Regions from separate parts of the Homo sapiens genome. Here region 2 is linked to region 1. A link is a loop called in an ENCODE intact Hi-C map of the cell type or tissue named here. Cell type or tissue: endothelial cell of umbilical vein. All regions are shown on one strand. Links, peaks and the distances in the headings refer to the core of each region. The heading gives the core; the rest is flanking DNA.

Region 1 (7,865 bases), core at 1,225-5,224:
GGATAACTTCCTCCCAGAAGCAGGTCCTGCTTGTGTCAGGGCCTCCCAGGACCACTCTCTGGGGACAGAAGAGAACCTGACAATCCTGACCTGGAAGATGCTGCCCTGCCAGCCACCTTTTCATTTGGCCACTCCCCCAGTCGTCTCCCTCAAGTCTTTCCAGGAAGGGCCCTGCAGCCTCACCCCAGCTCAGGCCCAGCACTCCCTGAGGGCAGCACTTGGAACTCCAGGCTGAAATTCCACGTGCCTTCCTGACTGTGAGCTCCTTGAGAGCACGGACTGTGCCAAAGTCACAAAGCACTCGCTTCTCACAAGCCCAACAAAACCTTTCAATAAATGGCAAGCATTATGTTTATCATTAGTAGCTGTGATGGTTAATATCGAGTGTCGACTTGATTGGATTGAAGGATACAAAGTATTGATCCTGGGTGTGTCTGTGAGGGTGTTGCCAGAGGAGATTAACATTTGAGTCAGCTGAACTGGGAAAGGCAAGACACACCCTCAATCTGGGTAGGCAGAATCTAATCAGCTGCCATCGCGGCCAGAATAAAAGCAGGCAGAAGAACACGGAAAAACTAGACTGGCTTGGCCTCAACATACATCGTTCTCCCGTGCTCGATGCTTCCTGCCCTTGAACATCGGACTCCGAGTTCTTCAGCTTTGGGATTTGGACTGGCCTCCTTTTTCCTCAGCTTGCAGATGGCCTATTGTTGGACCTCACCTTGTGATCATGTGAGTCCATACTCCGTAATAAACTCCCCTTTATGCCGGGCGTGGTGGCTCACGCCTGTAATCCCAGCACTTTGGGAGGCCGAGATGGGCGGATCACAGGGTCAGGAGATCGAGACCATCCTGGCTAACACAGTGAAACCCCGTCTCTACTAAAAATACAAAAAATTAGCCGGGTGTGGTGGTGGGCGCCTGTAGTTCCAGCTACTCAGGAGGCTGAGGCAGGAGAATGGCGTGAACCTGGGAGGCGGAGCTTGCAGTGAGCCGATATCGCGCCTCTGCACTCCAGCCTGGGGGTCAGAGCAAGACTCCGTCTCGAAAATAAATAAATAAATAAATAAATAAAATAAACTCCCCTTTATATATACATCTATCCTGTTAGTTCTGTCCCTCTAGAGAACCCTGACTAATACAGTAGCATTTGCTATTATTATTCTCTTTAGATTGCAGCTTCTACGCAGTGCTCTGCCTGGTACATAGAGACCTTAAATACATGAATGAAGGAGATGGCTTGAACAAGACACAGAGGGCCGATGGTGAAGGCGGGGGAGGACAGCCTTGGCACCCAGTGTGTGAGTTACATTGGTGGCTGTGCCAGGAAATCTAGGCAAGGGTCAAAGGAACCAAGAGTGAGGGAGGAGCAGGCTTCCTAAGTGGCCCAGGAACAAACACTTGGTTTGCATGAGCTACAGGAAGCCAAATGGTTCAGGGAAACTCCCAGCCACTCTTTTCCTATCCCCGAACACGGGAATGCCATTTTTACCCAGGCTTAAAGAACCCTTCTTTATAGACAGACAACTTTCACTTTCCTACAATCCACACCTTTTCTCCCAGAACCACCAGATCTGCATTCCCAATGTGGGAGCTGCGTTTCCCACAGTGCTTTTGCTAAAGTTGTGTGCCGTGGCCGCAGTACCCCTGCCAACCATCGGAGCAGGCACAGTGGAAACAGCCCTGCGGCCAGCTTGAGAGATTTTCTCTGAGCCTTGATTCTTCATCTACAAGATGAGAGTCAACATAGCTATTTGACAATGGCATTACGGTATCATGAGGATTCCTTGTCATGAATATGATGCACTTTACAAATTCCAGTGTGCAGGAAACACTTTCTTTTCTAGAGTGGGTGTCTCATTTTCTACTCCTACCCCAATGTATGATAATCCCAGTTATTCTGCTGCCTTGATAACCAGTAAAGCAACTTAGCTTTCACTCTGAGCGCTCACCCTGCCAAGCAAGGAAGAAATTAGAGCCCCTCTTTTTTCAGGGCTGTTCCCCCAACACACACTCTCTTGCACACATACTCACAGGCTGTAGAGAAAGAACAAGAGACTGGGTCTTGCCTTGGGCCTGTCTGCACTGCTCACCACTGAGACACCCGTTTCCAGTCCTTAGGGTGACTTGAGGTCAGCCAGCTCTGCCATGGATGAGCCACCCCAGTGACGGAGGATGTTCTGAGAATCTGGGACCCCCACATGGCTGCTCCTCTCTGAGGTCCTACTCCCGCCTAGGGCTCTGGGAAAAAAACACAAATTACTACCTAACAAGCTTATCCTGCCTCGTGTCTATAAAGCACTCAACCTCATCCCAGACCCATAGAAGAGGCTCAGCTAGACTTCCTTCCATTTCTTCAGAGAAAGGAAGGTTTTCTCCTCTCCCTGTGGGAGGCGCTGTGAACTGGAGACCAGGGCTGTGCTCTGAGGGCAGTACGGGGACAGCACCTGTGTCCTCCGAAGGCTCCATCAGCTGCGTGGGTTCAGATCATCCTCAAGGACCGCAGGACCTCAAGCTCGGCTGCACTTTGTTCATTTTGTGGACACTGGAGAGCCACAGGCCATGTCCCATTGGATGGAGGGGCAGCTCTTAGGAACACCTGCCCACCCTGAAAGGTAGGGTGTCTGCGGTGAGGAGCTTGTTCCCTTTATTCCTGCTCCCTGCTCTGAACTGTTTATTCGGCTTGTAACCTAAATCTGTTTCCACATCCTCTGTTATAAGTGTGGGTTGCCATGCCTGGCAAGGAGGGGCAGTCGGTATATGTTGACTGAATGAGTGGTTGGATAAAAATGATTTCCTGCTGATGATTGTGTGGGTTTGGACATGACCTGTGAAGTCGCCTGTGCCTCGTGGGGCCATTTCTGCCCAAGGGAAAAGTTCTGCTCTAAATCCCTATGCAGGCAGGGAAAGCAGGGGAGCAGCTGGGGCAGGTCACTGGGGTACTTCTGGAACACTTGGATCCCTTGGCGAGAGCCTCTGTTCTTGGGCGCCCCCTAGGGGCAAACACTCAGTACTGGGCAGCCAGACCGGCTTCCTTCAACCTGAAGAGCCCTTTTTGCTGGTGGGGGAGAGGAAGGGTGAACCCTTGCATTCTAAGCTACTGCTGCTTGTATCTTTCATTTATTCCACCCCCTTCCCCCTGTTTAAGTGCTGCTTTAATAGCTAGTCTTAAATAGAAACAATTCTACTTGATTCCTTTACAACTAAATATTGAGTTAATACTAGGTACCTAATTTGACTATTTTTCTTCCCATTAACCTAATATGTATATTATCTCTGATTTTGATCCTCTTACCTTTCAAATTACTAAATTCCTTTTGTTTTATATAACTGTTTTGGTCTTTTCTGTTCTGCTTCATATAATTTTCTTCAGCAAGTATTTCATACCAATAGCTTGGTTAGATACATGATTAATTTCCTCTTAATATTTTATTTATTTCAAGTATTCATGGAAGGGGGAAGGAGGGAGTGGGTTGGGTACACACCACATGTGATGGGTGCCTCTGAAAAAGCTGGCTTCAGGGACAGTGCAGGGACCGCCACAGGAGCACCTGTCCCTAAAGCCTCCTCCACCCCCCAACTCCCACCCCAACATACTTCTGAACTGGGTCCAGAGCCCTGGGGGTGGGAGTGGAGCCATTAAAAAAGGGAAGCACTGGTGTCTCTGCTAAGTGGAGCATCCTACCCTGCGAGATCCTGGGACAGGAGTAAGGACTGGAGGGTATCGTCCCCAAGAACTAGAGGCCTTTGGGGGCACTTAGGGTTCACAAGGAGCATGTGTCACACCCTTCGCATGCTTTGCCTTATTTAATTCTTAGAAATAAAATGTTAAAACCCTATGAGGTAGGTACTGTATAATATCCGATTTTACAAATGAGGAAACAAGTTCAGAGAGGTTAAGAAACCTGCCCAAGGCCATGTAACTGGTATGGCAAGGACCTGGAGTTTAGAGCAGGGCTGTGTGATATTACAGCCCAGGCTCATTTCCCAAGGCTGCTATTCCAGGACCCGCCTCAGGCCAACTGAGTTATCGGGGGAAAGGATGGAGTCCCTCCATCCACACTATGCAGATGACCCTCCTGCATCGGGGCATGGCCTGGGAAAGCAGGGATCATGTCTATTTACTCATTTTTTTAAACCACAATTTTACAAATGTCAAGTGGGAAATGCTGTCACGGGGTGCAGTGGTCAACACAGTCCACCCCTCTACTCCCCAAGCAAGGAAGGTGGAGGGTGTATGCCCCTCGGGGAAGAGTCTGGGGTGCAGGTCAAATGTGCTGGCTGTGTAGCCATGGCTCCCCCATTTAGCTGTGACTTCAGAAAAGTTAACTTCTGAGTTAAACAGTTTCCTCACCTGCAAAATGGGAATAGCAGCAGTGTTTATTTCTTAGGGTAGTCATGTGGGCTAAATAAACACACACAAGGCCGGGTGTGGTGGCTCACGCCTGTAATCTCAGCACTTTGGGAGGCCGAGGTAGGCAGATTGCCTGAGCTCAGGAGTTCGAGACCAGCCTAGGCAACACGGTGAAACCCCGTCTCTACTAAAATACAAAAAACTAGCCAGGCATAGCGGCGTACACCTGTAGTCCCAGCTAGTCGGGAGGCTGGGGCAGGAGAATTGCTTGAACCCAGGAGGCAGAGGCTGCAGTGAGCTGAAATCATGTCACCACACTCCACCTGGGCGACAGAGCGAGACTCCGTCTCCAAGAAACACGCACATACACACACACAGGCACGCACACACACAAAAAAAATGCTTGCTCAAGCCACTACCTGGTTTGTGACAGTGGTTCCCTGTATCCCAGCAGGCAAACCATTGACTCTAAGGACCCACAAGGAAGAAGACTGGCAGGGCCACTGAAACACATTGAAACAGAGGATGCAGGCCCCAAGCTCCTCATCAGTTGCCCTTTAGCAATGGGACAGATCAACATCTCTTTAAGCCTGAGCCATCCACCCTTCCATGAGGAAATGGTGCCATGTGTCCCCGGCCCCTAAGCTGCTCTCCCATTTGGCATGAACCAAGCTGTGGAAACGGGTTGAGGAGCAGCAGGAGGCTGCAGAGGCGGGGCCAGGGGCTTCCCCAGGAGGGGCCATACATGGAGCTGGGGTTTGCACTCTTGAGAGGATGTCTGAGAGTGAGCTCAGGAGGGGCTGTGGCAGGTGCAGCTGTGGCTGAGGACTGCTCAAGGGAATCTGAAAAACGGGATATTCCATCCTGGAAAAAGGGGCTGGTGGGGGCGTGGGGTTTAGACAAATACCCTTATATTAGCCAGGTGCCAGGGGAGGAAACACCACGAATGAGAGCAGGAGGAGGTGGGGGCTTTAGAATGTGCCCATTCCCATTCCTATCACTGAGCCAAGAGAGAGAAATGTCCTTCTGGGAGACTTTGCCTTGGTATCAGGAGCCATGGGGCTGGGTGAACTGCAGGTCTCCAACAGGGACAAAGGGAGGAAGGGAGGAGCTGGCATCCCAACAGCCAGGGGACAGGATCTGAGTGGAGGGGCCTGAGAGCCCCAGAGCTCCTGCTGGAACTGCCTGAGAAGGAAGGTCAAGAGAGGAAGGTCCTGCAGTCCACCCAGTGGTCAGCTACCCTGAGGCTGGGCCGTAAGCGCCACAGCTGAGGGAGGAGATGTGCTCTGCTCAGGAGATGAAGTGACGGGTCAAGAGGGAGGAAGGGTGGGACGTCCAGAGGAACAGCAGGATGAAGGCCAGGTAAGGTTATTGCATCAGTGAGAGGAGTCTCATGGACACCAGGCCAGCACTTCACAGTGTCCTTCCTGTGGACTTCTGTGGCTCCCATTTTCTTTTTTTGTTTGTTTTTTTGTTTTTGAGACAGAGTCTCACTCTGTTGCCAAGGCTGGAGTGTAGTGGTGCAATCTCAGCTTACTGCAACCTCCGCCTCCTGGATTCAAGCAATTCTCCTGCCTCAGCCTCCTGAGTAGCTGGATTACAGGTGCATGCCTCCATGCCCAGCTAATTTTTGTATTTTTAGTAGAGATGGGGTTTTGCCATGTTGGCCAGGCTGGTCTCAAACTCCTGACCTCAGGTGATCCACCCGCCTCGGCCTCCCAAAGTGCTGGGATTACAAGTGTGACCCACTGTGCCCGGCCGGCTCCCATTTTTCTTATTCTCTGAGCACTGACAGCTGAAGGAGACAATACTCAGAACCCAAGGGCTGCTGCGTTTATGAATAGCCCATCATTTCCTGAGGCAGGAATGATAGGACCTCCAAAAACAAGAATATGTTAGCTGCCCAGACCCCCATGTGGTGAAATGTCAGTCTGACACACACAGCTCAGAGAACACCTTGTTGTTCAACAGTCTTAGAGGATGTGTAGATTTCCGTCCAGTCCAAACTGCTGTGTGCAGTGACAAGGCCAGGCAAAGGTGCTCTTGGGCCAGTGGAGCAGACAGAGGGCTGATTTGGTATGCAGCATGCCTGCTGGGACAGGTGAGCATGGTCTCTGCTAGAAGAAAGAGCCATTTGATATGACAGGGGCACACTGCCCCCCCAGGGCCCAGCATGGACAGGAGCTCCCCATGATGAGCGGAGGGGGTGTGCCGTCTTCAGAGGCTCAGGCAGGCAATGGGACTGGCAAAGCCTGGCATTCAGTGGCCCTGCCTGGCTCCTGCAGTGGATTCAGAGAAGCTAGGATTCAGAGGAGCTAGGATTCAGAGGAGCTAGGATTCAGAGGAGCTAGGATTTAGGGGAGCTAGGATTCAGGGGAGCTAGGATTCAGAGGAGCTAGGATTCAGAGGAGCTAGGATTTAGGGGAGCTAGGATTCAGGGGAGCTAGGATTCAGAGGAGCTAGGATTCAGAGGAGCTAGGATTTAGGGGAGCTAGGATTCAGGGGAGCTAGGATTCAGAGGAGCTAGGATTCAGGGGAGCTAGGATTCAGAGGAGCTAGGATTTTGGGGAGCTAGGATTCAGAGGAGCTAGGATTCAGAGGAGCTAGGATTCAGGGGAGTTAGGATTCAGGGGAGCTAGGATTCCGGGGAGCTAGGATTCAGAGGAGCTAGGATTCAGGGGAGCTAGGATTCAGGGGAGCTAGGATTCAGAGGAGTTAGGATTTTGGGGAGCTGGGGTATTGGGAAGCTCACCAGGCCAGGAATGAGGTCCAGATGAACATGGCAGAGACCCAGCCCCAGTAGCTGGGTTGTGCTCCTCCTCTGGGCTCCCTCAGTTCCCTGAGCCTACCGCAAGCATCACACTTACCATCTTGTGCTAAAATGGTCAAATGATGCCTCTGTGAGCCTCATGGATGGTGAGTTCCCAGGAGCCAGCACCATGTCTTAATTACCTGTGTGCCTTTGGTGCCTTGCAGAGTGCTTGACGCATGGTAGATGCTCAGGAAGCCTGTGCTGAATGAACATGGGAATGGGTGTGGTGTCACCTGCATGTTGAACTAGAGCTGCTTGCTAAGAGCCAGCCTGGCCCGGAGCCTGGGCCTGCCAGCGAGCTGTGGGGCTGAGAGCCAGGCAGGCCCCGGGATCCGTGTTTCTCTGGCTGGGTTTCTCTGGATGATCATCATGGTCTTTCGAGGGATGAGGGCACAAGAAGGGGATCAATGGGGTTTAATCAATAATTAGATACAAATAAATTCACATGTGTGTTTAGGGGATTTGGCAAATGAGTGCAGCTTGCTCTAGCGTTTGATTCAATCCAAGTTGTCTTTCCCTAGAGGGCAATTTTCACACATGTTGCCACCCAGAAGAGTAATGTCACTTATGCCTCTTCCTCAGCTTTAAGTCAGAGTCCAGGGCCCCAGAGGGTTCATCTTGAAGTGTTGGTTTGTCACATGGCTCAAGAACACCTCAGAGTCCCATGTAGGGAGGAGCCGGAAGCGTCAGGAAGCAGGC
Region 2 (7,865 bases), core at 2,331-6,330, 93 kb before region 1:
ATTTTTAGTAGAGACAGGGTTTCACCATGTTGGCCAGGCTGGTCTCAATCTCTTGACCTCGTGATCCGCCCACCTCGGCCTCCCAAAGTACTGGGATTACAGGCGTGAGCAACCGCACCTGGCCCCCCAATTTTTTTTTTTTTTTTTTTTTGAGTCTCGCTCTGTCGCCCAGGCTGGAGTACAGTGGCGCAACCTCAGCTCACTGTAACCTCCACCTCCCGGGTTCAAAGGATCTTCCCACCTCAGCCTCCTGAGTAGCCGGGTCTGCAGGTACATGCCACCACACCCAGCTAATTTCTGTATTGTTTGTAGAGACGAGGTCTCACCATGTTGGCCAGGCTGGTTTCATACTCCTAGGATCAATCAATCCTCCTGCCTCGGCCTCTCGAAGCGCTGGGATTACAGGGATGAGCCACAGCACCTAGCCGAGAAATGCACATTTTAAAACAACATAGAAATATTATTTCACCTTTCAGTCTGACAGACTATAAAGGATGACAACGAATTCAGTTGGCAAGGTTGTGGGAAACAGACACTCTCATACATTGTTGAAGGGAAGGCAAACTGGTACAACCCTTCTACAGGGGATTTGGCAAGATTACATATACACTTACCTTTTGACCCAGCATCCCATTTCTAGGAATCCAACCTGAAGATACATTTCCACCATTATGAAAACACATATGCACAAAGTTATTTATGCAGCATTGTTTTTTAATTGCAAAATATTGTAAACAGCCTATATGCACATTCATAAGAGGGTGACTAAACTATATGTAGAGAGTAGAATAGTGGTTCCTCCCCCATCTCCCAAGATGTCCACATCCTAATACATGGAAATTGTGAATATGCTATCTTATGTGGCAAAAGGGACTTTTGTAGATAGGATTAAGGCTAAGGACCTTGAGATAGGAAGATTATCCTAAATTATCCAGATGGATCCAGTCAGATCACGAGACTTTAAAAGCTGAAAAGCTTTCATAGAGATGCAACATTGCTGGCTTTGAAGATGGAGGAAAGGCCATGAGCCAAGGAATGTGGGTGGCCTTTAGAAGCTTGAAAAGGCATAAGACAGATTCTCCCCTAGAGCCTTCAGAAAGGAATGCAGACCTGCTGACACTTTGATTTTAGCCAGATGAGACCTGTGTTGGACTTCTGATCGATAGAACTGTAAGATAATAAATTTGTACTGTTTAAACCACATTTGTTTTAATTTGTTATAATGGCAGTTGAAAACTAATACAGTGGAAAACTGGTGAATTTAGAATTAGGGCTGTGTTTAGGTGAGTATAGTACCTATGTTAATTTCTTAGTTTTCATAATCATACTATGGTTATATAAGATAATAACATTAGGGGAAGCTGGGCAAAGGAAAACTCTGTACTATTTTTCCAAATTTTTTGTACATCTAAAATTACTTCATATCTAGAGGAAAAATAACTAAGGATTCCTTCCCTCCTCAGTGTCCTTTCCCCACTCTACCTCATTAACATCCCCTTAAAAAGTTGCCATGTCGTCTTGTTATTTGTGAATTTCCAACCAAGCTTTTAACTCAGTGGTTTCCAAACCATATGTCCACATAAAGACTTGTTCATAAATGTTTATGGCAACTTTATTCTTAATATCCCAAAACTGGAAATAACTCGAACGTCCATGAGTTGACAAATGGTTAAACAATTGTTGGTGTACCCATACAGTGGAATAAAAAGGAGCAAACTGTACATGCAACAGCATGCATAAATTTCAAAAACATTATGCTAAGTGAAGAAAGACTACATACTGCATAAATCCATTTATGTGACATTGTGGAAAAGATAAAACTATAGGAACAAGTCATATTAGTGGTTTCCAGGGGCTGAGGGTGAGAGGAAGGGATTGACTGACTACAGAAAGGCATGAAGACATTTTTGGGGTGATAGAAATGTTCCATATCTCACTTGTATTGGTACAGCATACATTTATCAAAACTTGTCAAGCTGTACATTGAAAAATATTGACTTGTTTTTTGTAAATTACACCTCAAACCTGTTTTAAAAGAAATGTTTTAAAACAAAATACATAAAAAGTTGGACATAAAAGGTTTGAAATAATATAACAAGAAGGTAATAAAAATCTGACATGACAGATTCATGAAAATGAATCTCTAAGAATGTAATTAGTTAATAAAGTATGCTAGATATCTTCCATTGGTCCCTCTAGCAGATCTTAACATGTCAATATGTGTTTTAACATGTTATAATGTAATACCTGTAATATAATATGTATTTTATATTTTAATATAATAATTATACATAATGTAGCATAATGACATTAATGTGTCAACATCAATTAGATCTGATTAATGGATATGTGTTTATTAATTTCTGTGCTTTGTATGTTTAAAAGTTTCATAATGAAAGTTTTAGTTTGCTTAATAAAAAAATCACATTGAATTGAATGCTTGTTAAAAATGTAGATCACTGTGCCCCAATCCCAAAGATTCCGATATATCAGATCTGTGCTAGAAGAACAATTGTGATTTATGACAGAACCTTTTCTCTTTCCTTTTGATGCTTAAATTTGAAAAACAAAAACAAAAAACCTACTAGAGGATAAACTACCCATACTACAACTAAACTATAATGCACTTTGCAACTATTTCTTGTTTTGTTATTCTTGTCATCTACAGTCTCCCTTCCTGTTTGGACTTCCAAATAACTGGAAGATAAACTTAAGTAAAATATAAAGACTAGAAAGTAAACTTGAACGTTTTCAGTTAGTCTTCTCCTTTTTCCTTGTTAATTTTTTAGAATTACGTTTTAGTCAACATTTAGTGAATATCTACAAGTTCCTAAGTTATATTGAGAGCAAGGAAGGGAATTATTTATAGATGACACAGCTTTTTTTCTCAGGTATTTACAATCCATGATAAAACAAATATGTAAAATACATAGAGATTTTAATTTACTAATAAACTAAAACTTGAAAAGCAAGAATGAAAACAATTCTCACCTGGGTCCTTTCTAGTTGACAGGGTGGCATTTTCTTACTGTGAATCAGGTAACATTTTGAGAAATTGCCATTTAAAAATAGTTAATCACTTAGAATTGCTGTAACATTGTCCTTAATCCCTTGTGTGGTCACTGATGTGAAAAAGTCTCAAGCAGAATTAAAGCAGGGTTTTGTTGCACATCCCTACATTTTTCATGTGAAAGGTGATGACATGTTTCCCTGTCTCCGCTTCTCCCTGTCTTAAGGGAACGCAGCAGTGCTAGGATGCTGGCAAGGCATTGTCCCTTATTACCCCCACGGAGGCTTCTGAGAGCAGTTGCATAGCAGCAGTTTTATTTCAGTTACCACTCATTCACAGCTAGCCGAGTTCAGTCTTCAGGGAATACTCCAATTTGCAGGTGGCCAACAACTTTAGTTATCATTGTCTTAACATTTACCAAGCTCCAGAGAAAGGCAATAGTTGGCTTTTTCTTTCATTGACTGTTGCTAATTTTAAGCCTTATTTTGAAAGAAAATAATGAATACCAACTAATTAAATTATTTTAGTTGTATCAATTGCTATGACAATGTACCTTTTTTAAAAAAATAATGAGCTTTTTACTATTTTTAAGACTTGTAAATGGTAGCAACAGCATTTGAAAAAATTGGATAGAGTAGGATTTGTTTTGAGTGTTTGATTAGTATGCTTTCAGATTAGGTTGGTGTCAGAAGGATGAAATCAGTTTATTTACATTCTTTCTTTCCTTTGTTTCCATTTAGACTGGAACATCATTCACACTCTTCACATTTTTATAAGGCATGGATATCATAACTGTGAAAGAGAAAAAAGCATTTTCCTCTTGGTATCCATCTATTTTTAAATTTTATATTTGGATTTTTTTATTTTATACTCAGTGACCACAGAATCAGTTACATATAAAAGCCATTTCAATAAGGTTTTGATTTTACTTTAGTTTAATTATATAGCTAGGAATCCTAGGGGCAAATTCTTGTAAGTCAAATGCCACAATAGTAGTTTTTTTGTTTTTTAGGTTTTTTGTTGTTGTTGTTTGGTTGGTTTTTTTTTGTTTTTTGTTTTTTGTTTTGCTTCTCTTTTTTTTCCTCATATTTTGAATTGTCATATTACATTTCTGGCTGTTTATGATACATAATTCTATAATAAGGTATGTGTAGAAGTTACATATAATACATATGGGGAAAATAAGTTATGTTATAGTACTTAAAGTATTTGATGTGGAATTAGAATGTCAAGAATTCATATAGCACAGTGGTTAAAAAGGAAGGGTTCCGGTGTGAGGCTACCTAGGCTCAAAGTTCTCCTCTGCCATTTAGCATCTATGTGACCTTGGGAAAGTCATATATCTTCTGTATTAGTCTGTTTTCACACTACTGTAAAGAACTACCTGAGACTGGGTAATTTATGAAGAGAGAGGTTTGACTCACAGTTCCACAGCCTTAACAGGAAGCATGACTAGGAGGCCTCAGGAAATTTACAGTTATAGCGGAAGGAGAAGAAGGACCTTCTTCACATGGAGGCAAGAGAGAGCAAGCGGGGAACTGCCATACTTTTAGGCCATGGGAGGTGGTTGGAGAAGATTGCATCATGGGAGAGGATTTCCCCTATGCTGTTCTCATGATAGTGAGTGAGTGAGTTCTCAGATGATCTGAGGACACACTGCATATGATTTTTCAGTTCTGAAAGCAATTTTTGAGCCCCTACTAAATACCAGATATCAGACCTGCCCTGGGAACACAAAGCTTGCAGGGTTTAGTGAGGATGACACATAAGTGGGCATACACTGTGCTAGATGTAAGGCTAGCTCTCTATAAAGCACAGTGGAGGGGCACGTAATCTAGGGCAGGGTCAGGTCATGTCAAAAAAGACACCCTAGAAGAGATCATTCCTAAGCGGTATCAAAAAGGATGATTCAGCCAGGGAGAAGGAAGAGAATATGAGCAGTGGTAAACATGCATGGTGAATATAGAGAATTACAGGTATTTCAAGTTAGTGGAGGATAAAGTATGAAGTGGAATGACCAGGGATCAGCTGGAATGGTAAGTCGTTACCAGATGATACTATATCTTATAGGCAGAACTCTTACCAGGGCCATGCCTAGCTGCTTTTAGGTACCTTTGGGTTAATTATCCATCCCTTGACCAGTCATATGGATCCAGGGCAGAAAGATTGCATGGCACAAAGCATAGTGACCTGAATATGTAAGCAGTTGCTCAGAAGCAGGCAATGGGCAACTGGGCATGACATGTACTTTGTTGTTTCTCAGAAGAGGATAATGTGGGAAGACTCAGTACATGGTTGGTCCAGGATGGAGGGATAGTAGAAGCCAAGCCAAGCTTGAAAACAGTGAATTTGTTGTGGTTTCATCCGGTACAGCTATGTGGTCTTCCTAAAGAGCTTCGTCATGGCACCAGGAAGATTGACTTAAATATTGTTTTAATTGTTATTTTGGATAGCTAATCATTAAGAAAATGGAGGGTGTTGGTAATTGAATAGCATCAGATGATTAGCTGTGGAATCTAGGGAGAAGGAAAAGAGAGCAGGAAAAAACAAGGGACAGGGAGAAAATGAGGTGGTCCAGAAAGTGAAGGTTTCTGTTAGGTTGAAGAGTAGATTAATGTGGAGAAAGAGATATATGAAAGACATGTGATTAGGGAGGAAATCAGAGAAAAAAATATTACTGTTTAAGATGTCTGAGATGGAGGATCTCTGAATGATGATAAGATCTAGTGTGTAGATATAAGAGTGGGTGGCTGAAATGTTGAAGAATGAAGCTGGGTCCTCATCTCTCACCTTATACAAAAATCAACTCAAGATGGATCAAAGACTTACATCTAAGACCTGAAACCATAAGAATTCTAGAAGATAACATCGGAAAAACTCTTCTAGACATTGACTTAGGCAAAGACTTCGTGATCAAGAACCCAAAAGCAAATGCAACAAAAGTAAAGATAAATAGATGGAACCTAATAAAACTAAAAAGCTTCTGCACAGCAAAAGAGATCAGAATCAATAAACAGACAACCCACAGGGTGGGAGAAAAATGTTCACAAACTGCATCTGCCAAAGGACTAATATCCAGAATCTACCAGGAACTCAAACAAATCAAGAAAAAAAAAACAGATAATCCCGTCAAAAAGTGAGCAAAGGAAATGAATACACAGTTCTCAAAAGAAGATATACAAATGGCCAAGAAACGTCAAAAAAATGCTCAGCATCACTAATTATCAGGGAAATGCAAATCAAAACCACAATGAGATAACCACCTTACTCCTGCAAGAATGGCCATAATTAAAAATAAAAAAATAACAGATGGTGACATGGATGTGGTGAAAAGGGAACACTTTTACACTGCTGATGAGAATGTAAACTAGTACAACCACTATGGAAAACAGTATAGAGATTCCTTAAAGAACTAAAAGTAGAACTGCCATTTGATCCAGCAATCCCACTACTGGATATCTACCCAGAGGAAAAGAAGTCATATGAAAAAGACACTTGCACACGTATATAGTAGCACAATTCGCAATTGCAAAAGTGTGGAACCAGTCTAAATGCCTATCAACTAATGAGTGAATAAAGAAAATGTGGTGTGTGTGTGTGTACACACACACACACACACACACACACACCCCATGGAATACTACTCAGTCACAAACAAAAAGGAACGAAATAATGGCATTCGCAGAAACCTGGATGGAGTTGGAGACCATTATTCTTAGTAAAATAACTCAGGAATGGAAAACCAAATATTGTATGTTCTCACTTATAAGTGGGAGCTAAGCTGTGAGGACACAAAGGCATAAGAATGATATAATGGACTCTGGGGACTTGGGAGGAAGGGTGGGAGATGGGTGAGGGATAAAAGACTACACATTGGGTACAGTCTACACTGCTCAGGTGATGGGTGCCCCAAAATCTCACAAATCACCACTAAAGAACTTTTCCATGCAATCAGACATGACCTATTCCCCTAAAACTATTGAATAAAAATAAAAATTTGATTTAAAAAAATGAGTGGATGGAGAGACGACATGCAGAAATGGCACACTTCAGGTGGCTGAAGGAGAGAAATGTATTTGGTGTCTGCCATATCTTTGCAACCTTCAGTGACACTTTTGTCCATGTCACTGATCTTTCTGGCAAAGAAACCATCTGCCGTGTGACTGGTGGGATGAAGGTGAAGGCAGACCGAGATGAATCCTCGCCATGTGCTGCTTTTTTGGCTGCCCAGGATGTGGCCCAGAGGTGCAAGGAGCCAGGTATCACTGCCCTACACGTCAAACTCTGGGCCACAGGAGGAAATAGGACCAAGACCCCTGGACCTGGGGCCAGTCGGCCTTCAGAGCCCTTGCCCGCTTGAGTATGAAGATCAGGCAGATTGAGGACATCACCCCCCATCCCCTCTTGACGGCACCCACAGGAAGTGGGGTCGCTGTGGTCACCGTCTGTGAACAAGACTCCTCAAAATACTTTCTGAAAATAAATTGCCATCATGTGAAAAAAAAAAAAAGAGTAGGTGGCTGAAGGGGAGGATACTGAGTAATGGAGTCAAGGAATTATGAAGCTAGGGTACTAGACATCACTATTTGGTTATTTTCTAGCATGGTGTTAAGAGTCAGAAAAATATTACAAGCTAGGGGCTAAAGTTCTTAATGAATAAAGGAAAGTGAAAGAGAGATTGAAACATGAGAGCAGCAAAGAGAGATGAAGAATGCTAAATCAAGATGGTATGTACCTTAAAAAATATGCATTTACTCCAAACCATGATTTTATGGACTATTGATTTGGAAACAGTCATGGTAAGCTAGGTAAAGTCCAGCTACCTCTTCCTGGGTACCACTGAATATTGGGTAAT

The links. A loop is a pair of places that touch in the nucleus more often than their neighbours do. Peaks named below come from ENCODE experiments on the same cell type or tissue, not always from the same donor. Only the 100,000 strongest peaks of a DNase experiment are listed, where the experiment ranks them.
Region 2: it touches region 1 in a loop (3-fold over the local background); 1 of 110 quality-filtered maps calls a loop at or near these places.

What each region holds. Positions count from the first base shown.
Region 1 is chr1:178,498,934-178,506,798 of GRCh38, forward strand. It overlaps LOC101928866 (a long non-coding RNA gene), which reads right to left. Exons shown (of 6, transcript XR_001738307.2): 5 at 7,222-7,367; 6 at 2,525-2,608. It also overlaps a transcript of CLEC20A not described here. Among named protein-coding and RNA genes, the nearest start is that of CLEC20A, 5.9 kb to the left of the region's middle. RefSeq lists a silencer at 2,714-3,158. In endothelial cell of umbilical vein, for the core only: CTCF peaks have their summits at 1,662 and 3,007 (motif pointing left); a DNase peak (open chromatin) is centred at 2,988.
Region 2 is chr1:178,404,555-178,412,419 of GRCh38, forward strand. The region is part of intron 4 of RASAL2 (RAS protein activator like 2); the gene reads left to right. It also overlaps the pseudogene RPS14P2. Among named protein-coding and RNA genes, the nearest start is that of CLEC20A, 88 kb to the right of the region's middle. In endothelial cell of umbilical vein, for the core only: no CTCF peak of the experiment used is centred there; a DNase peak (open chromatin) is centred at 4,467; H3K27ac peaks cover 897 bases.